Regions from separate parts of the Homo sapiens genome. Here region 1 is linked to region 2. Evidence: chromatin loops called from intact Hi-C (ENCODE). Cell type or tissue: OCI-LY7. All regions are shown on one strand. Region 1 holds the start of SIRT1 (sirtuin 1). Region 2 has its middle 25 kb from the start of TRS-TGA1-1.

What was found. Hi-C counts contacts between places; a loop is a spot of excess contacts. Peaks named below come from ENCODE experiments on the same cell type or tissue, not always from the same donor. Only the 100,000 strongest peaks of a DNase experiment are listed, where the experiment ranks them.
Region 1: a loop joins it to region 2, with 7 times the contacts of the local background. A loop is called at or near these places in 4 of 110 quality-filtered maps.

Annotation. Positions count from the first base shown.
Region 1 is chr10:67,879,860-67,887,859 of GRCh38, forward strand. It overlaps SIRT1 (sirtuin 1), which reads left to right and starts at 4,797. Exons shown (of 9, transcript NM_012238.5): 1 at 4,797-5,292; 2 at 7,558-7,674. The coding sequence starts at 4,863. RefSeq lists promoters at 2,477-4,862, 3,833-4,864, 4,652-4,863, 4,690-4,865, enhancers at 4,313-4,372, 4,393-4,552 and silencers at 4,633-5,172, 4,673-4,857, 5,292-5,586, 5,383-5,502. In OCI-LY7, CTCF peaks have their summits at 4,842 and 5,071; DNase peaks (open chromatin) are centred at 4,722, 5,282 and 6,182; H3K4me3 peaks cover 3,334 bases; H3K27ac peaks cover 2,654 bases.
Region 2 is chr10:67,785,571-67,793,570 of GRCh38, forward strand. No RefSeq gene overlaps it. Among named protein-coding and RNA genes, the nearest start is that of TRS-TGA1-1, 25 kb to the left of the region's middle. In OCI-LY7, CTCF peaks have their summits at 3,054 (motif pointing right) and 3,256; DNase peaks (open chromatin) are centred at 3,081 and 5,541; H3K4me3 peaks cover 547 bases.

The DNA of each region.
Region 1 (8,000 bases), 94 kb after region 2:
CCACCACACCTGGCTAATTTTTAGTAGAGACAGGGTTTCACAATATTGGCCAGGCTGGTCTCAAACTGTTGACCTCCTGCCTCAGCCTCCCAAAGTGCTGGGATTACAGGTGTGAGCCACCACTCCCGGTCATGTTTTAATGTTATTTTATTTTATTTTTGAGACGGAGTCTCACTCTGTCACCTAGGCTGGAGTGCAGTGGCGCAATCTCGGCTCACTGCAACCTCCACCTCCCAGGTCCAAGTGATTCTCGTTCCTCAGCCTCCCGAGTAGCTGAGATTACAGACGTGCACCACCATGCCTGGCTAATTATCGTATATTTTTAGTAGAGATGGGGTTTCACCATTTTGGCCAGGCTGGTTTCGAACTCCTGACGTCAAGTGATCTGCCCACATTGGCCTCCCAAAGTACTAGCATTACAGGCATGACTGACCGCACCCGGATGTTACTTTATTTATTTTTTTTGAGATGGAGTCTCACTCTGTCGCCCAGGCTGGAGTGCAGTGCGTGATCTTGGCTCACTGCAAGCTCTGCCTCCTGGGTTTCCGCCATTCTTCTGCCTCAGCCTCCCGAGTAACTGGGACTACAGGCGCCCACCACCACGCCTGGCTAATTTTTTTGTATTTTTAGTGGAGACGGGGTTTCACCATGTTAGCCAGGATGGTCTCAATCTCCTGACCTCATGATCTGCCCGCCTCAGCCTCCCAAAGTGCTGGGATTACAGGCGTGAGCCACTGCGCCCAGCCGTATTTTATTTTTTTGAGTTAGGGTCTTGCTGTGTTGCCCAGGTTGGAGTGCAGTGGCTAGACCGTGGCTCACTGCAGCCTCGACCTTCAGGCTCAAACAGTCCTCCTGCCTCAGCCTCCCAAGTAGCTCGGACTACAGGCGCAAAGCAGGATGCTGGACTAATTTTTAAAGGTTTTGGAGAGATGAGGTCTCACTGTGTGGCCCAGGCTGATCTCAAATTCTTGGTCTCAAGCCATCCTTCCACCTCAGCTTCCTAAAGTGCTGGGATTATAGGTATGAGCCATTGTACTTGGCTAGGACATTTTTTCACTACGTATCCCTGACTACTAATAGGTTTGAGCATATTTTAAATTTTTATATTGTCAAATATTTTTATCATTTAAAAAATGGCTCCTGCCTTGCTAAAAAGTTCTTTCTTGATCCAAAGTTATAAATATTCTAAAATGTCATATTTTTATTTTTGTATTTTTTCATTTAGATCTTCAATCCATCTGGAATTTTTAATTTTTTATATTTTTGAGATGAAGTTTTGCTCTTGTTGCCCTGGCTGGAGTGCAATGGTGCAATCTCGGCTCACTGCAATCTCCGCCTCCCAGGTTCAAGCAATTCTCCTCCCTCAGCCTCCCAAGTAGTTGGGATTACAGGAATGTGCCACCACACCTGGCTAATTTATTTTTTAGTAGAGTCAGTAGTAGTTTGTCCATGTTGGCCAGGCTGGTCTTGAACTCCCGACTTCAGGTGATCTGCCCCCCCTCAGCCTCCCAAAGTGCTGGGATTACAGGAGTGAGCCACCGCGCCTGGCTGGAATTTATTTTCGTATATTGTGTGAAGTAGGGATTTCCATTTGTGTTTTTCAGTTTTGACAATAACATTTTATTAGTACAAAAGAGTTGATACTAACTCCCTTACTAATTGTAGTCACATGAGACTGATATCAGAGCTATTAGGCCAATTTATTTTTTTATTTATTCATTTTTTATTTATTCTTATTTTTATTTTTTTTGCGATGGAGTCTCACTCTGTCGCCCAGGCCAGAGTGCAGTGGCGCGATCCCGGCTCACTGCAAGCTCCGCCTCCTGGGTTCACGCCATTCTCCTGCCTCAACCTCCCGAGTAGCTGGGACTACAGGCGCCCGCCACCACACCCGGCTAATTTTTTGTATTTTTAGTAGACACGGGGTTTCACCGTGTTAGCCAGGATGGTCTTGATCTCCTGACCTCGTGATCCACCCGCCTCGACCTCCCAAAGTGCTGGGATTACAGGCGTCAGCCACCGTGCTTGGCAGGCCAATTTATTAACTTAGGAGAATAGAACTACTAAGTCAGCCAGAATATTAATGTTCTTTTTTTTTTTTTTTTTTTTTTGAGACAGAGTTTCACTCTTGTTGCCCAGGCTGGAGTGCAATGGCACTGTCTCAGGTCACTGCAACCTCCACCTCCTGAGTTCAAGCGATTCTCCCGTCTCAGCCTCCCGAGTAGCTGGGATTACAGGCGCATGCCACCACTCTGGGCTAATTTTTGTATTTTTAGTGGAGACGGGGTTACATCATACTGGTCAGGCTGGTCTCGAACTCCTGACATCAGGTGATCCGCCCGCCTTGGCCTCCCAAAGTGCTGGGATTTATAGGCGTGAGCCACAGCGCCTAGCCTTAATGTTAGTTCTTAACCAGTGGTAGACCAGAAGTCTAATTGGGATTTTTTGTTTTTGTGTTTGTTGTAATACAATTTCTGTTTCTCATTTATCCTACCTGAAAAGCATACTGCATCTCTGACCTCTCAGCATACTAACAATAATATTGATCACATAGCATTTCTTGTAGTTCATAAACTTCACGTGTCAATAATATACTATAAATATAAATGAATTAATGAACAACAGGATGCTCATAAGCTTACAGACATCTTTTTCTCAAAAAAGCTGGGAATTTTGTTTCTGTTTTATTGGGATACTGACTCTCAACATTTCATATATTGCATTCCACCAACGTAGCTGAGAGTCAATTTATGAAATATTTTGTAGTGTAAGACAGAAAGTGGGGAGGACCAAGTATGTCAACCACTAGGAGTGTGGTGCCTAGTCAGGAATTGGGAGGAGTGTAGCAAGAAAGGAAGGACAACAGGATTTGGTCATTGATTGGTCAGATGGATTTCAGAGGGATTGGTATGAAGGAACGCTTCAAAGATTTTTTTTTTAATTTAAGTTCCAGGATACAGGTGCAGAATGTGTAGGTTTGTTACATACTTATAGGTGAGCCATGGTGGTTTGCTGCACCAATCAACCCCTCATCTAGGTTTTATTTATATTTTTTTTTGAGACGGAGTTTCGCTCTTGCTGCCCAGGCTGGTGTGCAATGGTGCGATCTCGGCTCACCGCAACCTCTGCCTGCTGGGTTCAAGCGATTCTCCTGCCTCAGCCTTCTGAGTAGCTGGGATTACAGGCATGTGCCACCACGCCCGGCTAATTTTGTATTTTTAGTAGAGACGGGGTTTCTCCATGTTGGTCAGGCTGGTCTCGAACTTCCGACTTCAGGTGATCTGTCCGCCTCGGCCTCCCAAAGTGCTGGGATTACAGGCAGCAGCCACCGCGCCCAGCCAGGTTTTAAGTCCCGCATGCATTAGCTATTTGTCCTAATGCTCTCCCTCCCCTTGACCCCCACGCAACCAAAGATGGTTTTAAGGCTTCTAGGACTGGAGATGATTACTTTCAGAAATGAATAGTGGTGACCAGATGAAATAAGACTTTTGGATGTAGATAGGACCTTAGCGATATATTTCCAGCTTTTTATTTTTTATTTTAAGGATGAAGAAACAGCTTTAAGTTGGTTGCCTAAAGTCACGCAGGTAATTGATGCAGTATGGCCAGAACCCATACTAGGCTTAAGGGACAGTGTACCATAAACTCGTAGAGGTCCTTTAAACAGATAGAAACGCTGTGCTCCAGGCAGATGCCATAACAAACACTGGCTCTAGATCTACCATGGGTTATATGGGTCCTTAGTTAAGATTAGATATGGAGTCACAGTGTGCCAGAATTTCAGGGAGAGAGGAAAGTGGAAGGGCTTTCCACTAAGCCTTTTGAACTACTAGGTACCCCTCGTTTTACATCTGGTTATCTCATTTAAATCTATGACGTTTTAAAATACTTATTACCATTTAAGACATGAGAAAAATTAAGTTTAGAAACGGCTAGATAGCTCACGCTAGAAAGGAAGGACTCCAAATTTTAACCAAGGGCAGATGTGCATGGAGGCCAAGTCATTTCCTTCCCATGCTCTCATACTGACCCAACAAACCCATTCTGCACGTGAGAAAACTGAGGCCCGGAGGAGGGAATTCACACACGTTTGAAGCCAAGCTGGGGCCAGAAAGTAGATCGGCTGATCTCCAAACCTCCACGTCAAAGGTCTTCCCAGGAGGACATATGCCTTCAAGGATTTTACAATGTATACCACCCTACAAGTGATGGGAGAGAGGGGAAAAAAGCAACCGACTAAGGAGAAAAGCAAGGAGCAGAAAAAGGAGCAAAAGAGGAGCTGTCAGAACGGTGTGAGGAGAGTGGGAAAGGAGCCGCCTCCTTTTGCCTCTCTTCCTACTTATTAACAAAACAGAACGACTATCCAACGTATTTCAGGGAGCTAAGTCTTAGCCAGCTTCAGCTGTGTTTTAACCCTTAGCTAAATATAGACAAGGCTAAGGCAGGCCAGGTGTACACTTCAGGAAGACGTGGAAATTCCCAGGGCGGACCAAAACTTGAGCTGTTCCGGCGGTAGTGATTTGAGGTCAGTTTGAAAGAGAAGTTGAGAAAGCGGCCGAGGGGCGAATTTGGCTGCACTACACGCTCGCCACAAAGAGGAAGGGCCGCCGGCCGCCGGGGCCGAGTGCGCTTCCAGCCCAGGCGGAGCGGTAGACGCAACAGCCTCCGCCCGCCACGTGACCCGTAGTGTTGTGGTCTGGCCCGCGTGGGTGGCGGGAGCGCCGAGAGGGCGGGGGCGGCGATGGGGCGGGTCACGTGATGGGGTTTAAATCTCCCGCAGCCGGAGCCGCGGGGGCGCCAGTGCCGCGCGTCGAGCGGGAGCAGAGGAGGCGAGGGAGGAGGGCCAGAGAGGCAGTTGGAAGATGGCGGACGAGGCGGCCCTCGCCCTTCAGCCCGGCGGCTCCCCCTCGGCGGCGGGGGCCGACAGGGAGGCCGCGTCGTCCCCCGCCGGGGAGCCGCTCCGCAAGAGGCCGCGGAGAGATGGTCCCGGCCTCGAGCGGAGCCCGGGCGAGCCCGGTGGGGCGGCCCCAGAGCGTGAGGTGCCGGCGGCGGCCAGGGGCTGCCCGGGTGCGGCGGCGGCGGCGCTGTGGCGGGAGGCGGAGGCAGAGGCGGCGGCGGCAGGCGGGGAGCAAGAGGCCCAGGCGACTGCGGCGGCTGGGGAAGGAGACAATGGGCCGGGCCTGCAGGGCCCATCTCGGGAGCCACCGCTGGCCGACAACTTGTACGACGAAGACGACGACGACGAGGGCGAGGAGGAGGAAGAGGCGGCGGCGGCGGCGATTGGGTACCGAGGTGCGCAGGGTGCGGGCGGCCGGAACTGCGCATCTCCTCCTCCCTCTCCCCGGGCTCCTACTGGCCTGAGGTTGAGGGCGGCTGGGGGCTCGGGGCAGGCTCCGCGGCGTTCCCCTCCCCACCCCGGCCCTCCGTTCAGCCGCGCTCCTCCGGGGCTGCGGTTCCTACTGCGCGAGCTGCCAGTGGATTCGCTCTTTTCCTCCGTCCGTGGCCCGCCTGGGCGGCCTTGTTCTTTCCGCAGCAGCCAGGTCGGGAGACTCTCGCAGTCGCTTTAAAATAAGTTTCTCTCCCCCTCTTACTCTTTTAGCATATTGCTTTTGTTAGAGCTTTTTTTTTCTTTTTCTTTATTTTTTATTTTCATTGCTTTTCTCCTCTACCCCCCAGCACACTTAAGTCTGCAACTTTTTGGCTGTCCCGTTGGTCTGCGTTTTCAATTGCTTTTTGCAAACTTGACACCTGTGCAGTTTGCTTTTTTTGGTCTATATTTTTATGACTGAAATTACAATTTTTGAAAGAGGAAAGCTGTTTCTATAGTCACAGCTTGCAAAATTTAAAGAACGTGGCTGTTCCTGAAGACATTACCATTCTGTAATGCAGTTAGGAGTGGGTATGGGAGAGAGAGTACTTTTAGAGCTGTTCATATTACTTTTATTCTAATCTTGCTCTTGTGCGGTAATGGTGTTTGGGCTAAACATGCTTTTTTTGTATGTATGTAGTATTGAGACACAAACTTAACACTTCTAGCATAATGAAGCAGATATGTTGCAGTTGTCATGTTCTTGAAGGTTTCTTTTTTTTTTTTTTTTTTTTTTTGAGACGGAGTCTCGCTCTGTCGCTAGGCTGGAGTGCAGTGGCGCGATCTCGGCTCAGTGCAACCTCCGCCTCCCGCGTTCAACCGATTCTCCTTCAGCCTGCCGAGTAGCTGGGACTACAGACACCCGCCACCACGCCCAGCTAATTTTTGTGTTTTTAGCAGAGACGGGGTTTCACCATGTTGGCCAGGATGGTCTTGATTTCTTGACTTCGTGATCCGTCCGCCTCGGCCGCCCAAAGTGCTGGGATTACAGGCGTGAGCCACCGCGCCCGGTCAGGTTTCTTATTTTTGATCTGAGGAGTTTCTATCCTTGATAGGTGTTCATCTTTATCAATATTTGGGTCAGGCCGGGCGCGGTGGCTCTTTCGTGTAATCCTAGCACTTTGGGAGGCCAAAGCGGGAGGATCTCTTGAGCCTAGGAGTTTCAGGCCAGCCTGGGCAACATAGCGAGACCTCCTCTCTACTAAAAGTAAAAAAAGCGGGACGTGGTGTCGCACACCTTTAGTCCCAGGTACTAGAGTTCGAGGTTGCAGTGAGCTGTGATCCTGCCACTGCACTCCAGGGTGGGCAACAGAGTGAGACCCCGTCTCAAAAAAAAAAAAAAAAAAAAGTAATATGTGTTTTTAGGGACTGATTTAGTAAAGAGACCCTGATTTCAAGCAACACAGTTGAGTACTAATTTATTATTTACCTAATAATAATTGTGTTATTAATACTGTTTATTTAATAGAGGAAACAATGCAGAGGTACTTGTAGTATTGTGTAAGTTTAACGTGCGCATTGCCAAGGTTATATTTGAATGACGTTTTTATGTAAATGTCCATTTATTACACGTTTCACGAACGCTATTGTTTGTGATTGTATGATACATTCTAGCTAGATTATTATCTTTTCTTTTTTTTTTTCCTTTTCTTTTTTTTTAAAAGGTGGAGTTTCGCTCTTGTTACCCAAGCTGGAGTGCAATGGCGTGATCTCGGCTCACCGCAACCTCCGCTTCCCGGGTTCAAGCCATTCTCGTGCCTCAGCCTCCTGAGTAGTTGGGATTACAGGCATGCGCCACCATGCCCGGCTAATTTTTGTATTATTAGTAGAGACGAGATTTCTCCATGTTGGTCAGGCTGGTCTCGAATTCTCAACCTCAGGTGATCCGCCTGCCTCGGCCTCCCAAAGCTCTGGAATTAGAGGCGTGAGCCACCGCTCCCGGCTATCTTTTCTGTTTTTTAAGTAGACTTAATTTATTTTTAGATTTTGGCTGAAACTGAGTGAGCAGAATTCCTAAAGATGAAGAAACTGTTCCAATGAACAGTGCAAGCTGACCCCATAGGCATGCTTTACACACGCCGTGTAAATGTTAAATGCTGTACTCGATGAAAATGATTGCTCTATAACCGTTCATACATTTTAGGTGCATGTTGTTTTGATAGCCTTGACTGACTTGGTTTCTTTTGCAGATAACCTTCTGTTCGGTGATGAAATTATCACTAATGGTTTTCATTCCTGTGAAAGTGATGAGGAGGATAGAGCCTCACATGCAAGCTCTAGTGACTGGACTCCAAGGCCACGGATAGGTATGGCTCAGAGCTGTTAATTTTAGAGAGTAAATGTACGGTTTTTGGTTTGTTTGTTTTGAGACAGAGTTTCGCTCTTGTTGCGGAGGCTGGAGTGCAATGGCGCGATCTCGGCTCACCGTACCCTCCGCCTTCCAGGTTCAAGCGATTCTCCTGCCTCAGCCTCCCCAGCAGCTGGGATTACATGCATATGCCACTACGCCCGGCTAATTTTGAATTTTTAGTAGAGACGGGGTTTCTCCATGTTGGTCAGGCTGGTCTTGAACTCCCGACCTCAGGTGATCCGTCCGCCTGGGCCTCCCAAAGTGCTGGGATTACAGGCATGT
Region 2 (8,000 bases):
CTGTACTGTCCAATATGGGAACCACTAGCTCCATGAGTACTCGAAATGTGGCTAGTGTGAATAAGGAACTATGTGTTGAATTTTATTTAATTTTAATTAATTTTAATTTTCATAGCCATGTATGCTTATTGGCTATCATATTAGAGATACATTTCTAGGGCAGTGCTTCTCAAGGTTTATTGAGCATGGAAACACCTGGGGATCTTGTTAAAACACAGATTACAGTTTAGCAGATCCAAAGTGGGGCCCAAGATTCTGCAAGTCTAATAAATTCAAATGCTTGTGATGCTGAGCTTTGGACCACATTTTGAGCAGCAAGATTCTAAAACAGTTCCGCTAAAACTTTAGCATGCAAAAGAATCCCCTGGAGAGGCTATTAAAACAAATTCCGGCCAGGCATGGTGGCTCACACCTGTAATCCCAACATTTTGGGAGGCCAAGGCAGGCAGATCACAAGGTCAGGAGTTCAAGACCAACCTGGCCAAGAGACCAGCCTGGCCAGTATGGTGAAACCCCTTCCCTACTAAAAATACAAAAATTAGCCGGGCATGGTGATGGGCACCTGTAATCCCAGCTACTCGGGAGGCTGAGGCAGGAGAATGGCTTGAACCTGGGAGGCAGAGCTTGCAGTGAGCCGAAGGTCGTGTCATTGCATCCAGCCTGGGCAACAGGGCAAGACTCCACCTCAAAAAAAAAAAAAAAATTCCTGGGCCTTAGACCTCACAGATTCTGATTCAGTGGGTCTGGGGTGGGGTCCAAAAACTCGCATTTGTTACAAGCTTCTGGGTGATGCTGGAGCACTATTCCAGAAAATGGGAAAGTGATGAAAAAATAGTTTTAGTGACTCTCTAATTTTCTTTCCCAGTTGCTGCTTGCGTTGGTCCATTTGTGCCATTATAACAAAATGCCACAGACTGGGTGGTTTACAAATAACATAAATTTATTTCTTACAGTTCTGGAGGCTGGGAAGTCCACCACTATAGGTTTGGTGTTTGGTGGGGGCCCAGTCTCTGCTTCCAAGATGGTTCCTTGTTGCTGCATCCTTAGGTGGGAGGAACACTGTGTCCTCGCATGGCTGAAGGAAGGGGAGAGCAAGAAGGCAAACTCTCTCTGAAGCCCCTTTTATAAGGGCATTCATACATACATGAGGGTAGAGCCTTAAGGACTCTTAACCACAGAACCAACCCAATCAGGTTCTACTTTGTGTGATAAAATGGTGAGTTGTTTTTCAATTGCCATGGACCCCCAGGTTGCAAGTTAAATAACCTCATCATGCTCAGATGAACCAAGCATGCAACCACAGGTGGAACCTAAGTGCTCAGACCAAGGAACCAGGACTGAATTAAGAAGCAAGCACATCATGGCATGATCCATGATCCAATCAGATCAAGCCCTGGCCTCACCCCATGGCATGATCCAGTCAGATCACACCTCCCAGCCTCATCTCATGGCAAGATCTAATCATATCATGCCTTATTACCCTCTGCCTATAAAATCTGCCCCAGCTCCCAGGTTGGAGAGACAGATTTTAGCATTGCCTCCGATCTCCTTACCAGTTGACTTACAATAAGGCCTTTCTTTTCTCAAAAGCCAGTGCCACAGTATTGGCTTCTATGGGTGTCGGGCAGCAAGCCCATTGCTTGCTCTATAACAACTTAATCACTTCCCGAAAGGCTTCACCTCCTAATATCACCACAATGGAAACTAAATTTCCACATGAATTTTGCAAAGGACATCACATTCAAACTACTAGCACTACTAGCAGGCCACGGTGGCTCACACCTGTAATCCCAGCACTTTGGGAGGCCGAGGTGGGTGGATCATCTGAGGTCAGGAATTTGAGACCAGCCTAGGCAACATCGTGAAACCCCGTCTCTACTGAAAATACAAAAATAGCCAGGCATGGTGGTGCACACCTGTAATCCCAGCTACACAGGAGGCTGAGGCAAGAGAATCCCTTGAATCCGGGAGGCAGAGGTTGCAGTAAGCCGAGATCGGGCCATTGCACTCCAGCCTGGGCAACAAGAGTGAAATTCCCTCTCAAAAAAAAAAAAAAAAAACTAGTTGGGCATGGTGCTGCACACCTGTAATCCCAGTTACTCAGGAGGCTGAGGCAGAAGAATCGCTCGAACCTGGAAGGCGGAGGTTGCAGTGAGCCAAGATGGTGCCACTGCACTCCAGCCTGGGTGACAGAGCAAGACTCTGTCTTGAAGGGGAAAAAAAAAAAACTATAGCACTACTATTAACAGCTAATATTTTGTGTCCTACACAAAGGTAGTTGCCATCTCCATTTTACAGATTTACAGATAAGGAAACTGAGGCACAGGGAGGTTAATGAACTTGCCTAACATCACACTGCTCGTAAGTGCCATCCCCAGAGCTACCCTCTTCGCCAACACACTTTACACCATGAACAATGTGTGTTTTGCCAGTAGCGGCCTTGCTGTGATAAAGAAACTCCCTGAGTCCTTGAATTTAGACCTGAAAATAACTTTTTAAATCAGTCAGTCTGATTTTGATTCACAATTTTCCTAGTTTAATTTTATATTTCCTCATTTTACAAGGGAGGAAACAGATTCAAAGAAGGGACTTGCCTAACACTACACAGCTATTTCTCTTTAAGGATTGTTTGATGAACAACCTTCACATCAAATGATTGACAGCTTCTATTTCTAACATTTTCTGTCCCACCTTGTTTGAACACTATTGGAATTTCTAAAACAGTATTTTTAGCTAGCTGCTACTAGTGGAGACACATCACTCTCCCTCTACACGCACACACTGCGGAATCTTTTGTCCTTTATAGGCCCAGGTGTTTCTTTTTTGAAGCTTGGGGAGGAAAGGCATTTGCAAGGGAACAAGATGAGAGAGGAGGGAGATGGTCAGAGAAAGCTAGGACTGTGCTCCCTACCAGGCCCGACAGTCAGGATCTGTGGCCGCATGGTTAAAGGGTGAGTTCCAGACACTGAGAAACTGTTCAAGTTGAAGTCTGGCGAGAAGGAAGCTGCCAGGAGAGGGGACCGCCTTTCTTCCACCAGCAGGTACTCAGCAGCAGGGGGCGCTCCAAGATGGAGCTGAGGATCAGAGAATTAGGGCAGAGACAGGGACCGCCCTAGGTCATAGACCCGTTTGGGAGCTCAAGCGAAGTGCACCTCGGGTCATGGCGACTCCTAAAAATAACAGGTGACACGGAAGAGGGAGAGCCACCAAGATATTAATCATTTCACCTACAGCTTGTATCGTTTAAGCCACCATGATCCTCAACCTTAGTGGCACGTTAGAATTACCTGAGATTTGTAAAATTCCTACCCAGAAACATGAAATCTGGGGTTGGTGGAGTGGGGTGGTATTGAGATACTGGGAAAACCAAAGCGTTTTGCCTATCCTCCTCTATTATGCAGAATGCTTCACCTCTGGTAACTAAAATGTGTGGGGATTTCTCCCCACCACCAACTAGTCAATTCTCCAGCAGATTCTCCAGCAAGGTGTCCTCAAATTCAATTTAATTGTGACACTGTCTACCTGGAGATAGCATGAGATCCCATAGAGCGAGGACTCAGTCCCACAAGATTCTCCCCGACTTCAGATACCAATTGCAAGCCCCAGCTTGTGTCCTATGGTTCTGACCGACTAACTGTAAATCAGGGTTGCCACCATCCCCCTCCTTGGGTTTCATTAATTTGCCAGAGTGGCTCAGAGAAATCAGAGAAATCCTTTACTTACATTTACTCATTTATCATATATGATATTACAGAAAATACAGGTTGTCGACCTAAAAAAAGACTGAGGCAAAATTAATATAAAGAGTTTATTTTTCAGCCAGGCGCAGTGGCTCACGCCTGTAATCCCAGCACTTTGGGAGGTCAAGGAGGGTGAATCACCTGAGGTCAGGTGATCAAGACCATCCTGGCCAACATGGTGAAACCCTGTCTCTACTAAAAATACAAAAATTAGCTGAGTGTGGTGGTGCGTGCCTGTAATCCCAGCTACTCGGGAGGCTGAGGCAGGAGAATTGCTTGAACCCGGAAGACGGAGGTTGCAGTGAGCCGAGATCACGCCACTGCACTCCAGCCTGGGGAAAGAGCAAGACTCCATCTCAAAAAAAGTTTCTTTCTTTTCTTTCCCAAGGTGAACAGCCAGGTGGAAGAGATGCATAGGGCAAGGTATGTGGGAAGGGGCGTGGAGCTTCTGTGTTCTCTCCAGGCACCACCCTTCAAGAACTTCCATGTGTTCAGCTATCCAGAAACCCCTCCCCAAGCCCTGTCCTTTTGTGTTTTTATGCAGGATTCATTAGGTAGGCATCATTGATTACATCATTGGCCATTGGTGATCAACTTTTCAGCCCTTCTCTCTTCTCCTGGGGGGTAAGGCTGAAAGTTCCAACCTTCTAATCATGCCATGGTCTTTCCAGTGACCAAGCTGCATCCTGCCACCAGTCATCTCATTCGCATACAAAAGACACATCATTCCAGAGATTCCAAGGGTTTTAAGAGCCCTATGACAGTAAATAGAAATAAAGACCAAATATATACTTCACAGTGTCACTGGTGAGAAGCAGCGTTTTCATATTCCCCATTGAATCCAAGGTTGAGAACCAGTGGTTTAAGAAAAAAAAAAAAAAAATAGAATGAAAAAAATGTTTTCCATTCTATTGTGGTTTTTAAAATGTAACAAAAGCTACATTGAAATGAGATTAGTTGTGAGATTCAAACAAGTTATATCAGGAAATGCTTTGGAAATTATTATTAAAGGTAGTAGTTACTGTTGGTATTATTATTAGACCTAGTTTAGAGCCTCATTTCCAGCTCTAATGAACTGGAAAGTATTTACTATAGAAATTTCACCCTTGTCTTTAAAGGTGGGATGCTGTCTAGAATAGCATCAAACTCAGCTGAATGTGAAAAGATAATTGAGGTGTTTGGGGCTGTTGTATATAGATGTACCTAATTAAGTATAATCTTTCCCTTTCTGTCTCTGTCCTTTTACTTAAAAGACTAGTAAGAAAGGACGAGTTATTAGAAAGGAATGATGGAGAAAACATATCCTCTTTCTCTGCCTTCCATGTCCCTGACAATCCTCAACTTCCACTTTTGGCCTACAAATTCCTTGCCAGTTCCCACAGTGTCCTGGCTCCCACCCAAGGTCCTAAACTGGCCAAATTTGGGGCTAGTCCTTGACCAAGATCCTGTGTTCTACAAAGGGGAGATCCTTTTATCTAGCCACAGGTAGAAGAAACTGTATCAGGGAGCGCAAGTAATCTGCCCTAAGTCCCACAGTAGTTTAGAACCAGAGAAAGATGCACTTCTTCACAAACCTCTCTTAAATTCCACAGATAACTTAAGAAATAATCAAGGCAAAAATATTGGAAGAAACAAAAGAGGCCAGGTGGGAGGAGAAAGGGTAAGAATGAACTGCCTGATGCAAAATATTCTCCCACTGTGAGGCTGAGTTGCCACAGAGAGCTGAGAAGTAATAATACTGTGGACAAGGCCACACTGATGCATATCACAGAACCGGAAATTGAAGGGAATTGAAGCCTTTCATTGTGAGACATTTCATCATTTTCTCAGTAATTGCATCAGTTTTACAATTTCTTCCATCACTGACTCCCCAGTAGTCCTGGCAACTCCCGTCTGTGGTGTAGAAGTGGCAAGTAATGGTGTTTGCCTCCAGGAAATTAAAGACTCCTCTCAATAACTGTATTAGTCATCAACGCTTGCTGCTGTGATTGATCTTGTAACCACCATCAGATCTGGGCAGCGAAAGGATATGAAAATTCATAAGCAGGAAAACAACCTTATCTTCTCCTTATCCAGCTCTGTGATATAGAAGGAATATCTGCAAACTCTTTTCTGTATTTCTAATTTGCTCACCAAGGAGCATATTTTTGTCAGGCTGGGAATATGTCCAGGTACTGAAAATTATTTGTATTCATTGGAAATTGTGAATTCTGCCTAGGTTTCCCAGCATTGCTCTGTTGAATTTCCCTTTACTTAAAAGAACAAAAATGTTCTAGAATTGTATTTCAACATTTCAGGATACCCAGAAGGCAAGTAGCCACAGCACTGAAAAAAAAAAAAACAAAAAAGAAACCTGTTCTCTCTCTCTGTGGAAGGTGCCAGAAGAAATGTGTACTATGGTTTTATTATTGCTTTATATCTTGGGCAGTCCCTGGTATTAGGGGCTAGGAAAGATGCTGGGTAAATTATTCCATAAGCACAGTGCTTCACACTGAGCCACTCAACAAAGTCCAGTCTAGAGTGAAAAAAAATCTAAAGGCAAGAATCTCAATGAATAAGCAATGTTTCCTGGGTTTTTTAATCCAGTGGCCCTAAGATCTCTGAAACCTGTCAAATTGCACCTATTGCTTTCCTGAGAATATGGTAATCAAATTCTAAATGCACATACATACTCTTTAATCCAGAAATTCCAGTGCTAGGCATTTATCCTACAGGTATACTTTACATAGAAGAAATACTTTTTACAAAGCTGTTCATTACAGTGCTATTTGTGATTGCAAAAAAATTGTAAATAGCTTGAAAAGGCATCAGTAGGGACAAGTTAAAAAAAAAAAAAAGAGTGTGGTTCCAAAACTTAGCTGGGCATGGTGGTGGGCACCTGTAATCCCAGCTACCTAGGAGGCTAAGGCAGGAGAATCGCTCAAAACCGGGAGGCAAAGCTTGCAGTGAGCCGAGATGGCGCCAAATGCACTCCAGCCTGGGCGACAAGAGCGAAGCTCTGTCTCAAACAAAAGAAAAGAAAAGAAAAGAAAAGAAAAAAGTATGGTTTATCCACACAATGGAATGCTAAGTAGCAGGTAAAAAGAATAAAGTAGCATTCACACACTAAAATGAAAAAACTCCCAAGATATATTAACTGAGTAAATGGGAGTTATTCAGCAGTGGATATACGGTGCTACCATTTGCGTAAAGAACAGAAACACATATATGTGTGTAAATGCATGGGATATCTAAGGAAAGATATGCAAGAAATAGTGCCTCAACACACACTAATGCAGTAAGAATGGGAACTAATACACATAGTGCTTACTCCTCATGTTCTAAGCACATTACATATTTAAACTAATTCAGTACACTCCTTTTAAACTGACAGATATTCACATACCTGTCTTACTTCACTGGAATATCAGCTCCTTGAGTGCATAAACATGGCATAAGCCTTTTTATATGCTACACAGGCCAGGTGTTGTGGCTCACACCTAAAATCCCAGCACTTTGGGAAGCCAAGGCAGAAGGATCACTTGAGGCCAAGAGTTTGAGACCAGCCTGGGCAATACAGCAAGACCCCATCTCTACAAAATATGTGTATTGTGTATGATACATATGTGTGTGTGTGTGTGTGTGTGTGTGTGTATCCTACACAAATGCTAGTATATTTATCACATAATATTCTCAGGAAGTATGTGTCTCATTCAGTCAGTATCAAATATAAGAGAAAATATCTTCATTTAGAGCTGCTGATCTTAGAGGTTAATAATCATTAAGTAGAAATATATTTTCATAATGAGTTTGCCGTAGCATGAAGTTGAGCCACAATGCAAAAATAAGTGGCATTGAAAGTGCGCTATTCTATATATGTACACCCAATTATAGTTGTGCTGGACACACCAGGGAACTGAACTGAATTATTGAAGAAACGTCCTGTTTTCTTCTTACTTTCCATTCAAAAGACTGCATTATCACAGCACAGTCCCCTCCCTTTTTATACTTTGAGTTCAGGGGAGTATTTTTAAGTGTTTAAGTTTAAAAGGTCTGCTACTAAGTTAAATGGGATCAAGTATATAAAGTGCTTAGTACAAGCCTGCCCCACCATAAACCTCCTTTAAAGTGGAGCAATGTCTCTTTTTCATGTTGGAGGCTTCAGGCATTATGGAAGAGAAAAGTAAACAAGAGCTGGTGCTCAATCTTGTCGACAATTGGGAAATGAGTCTGTAACAAAAATAGAGTGGAACGTGGGAGTGAAGTGTTTTTGCCTTTGAC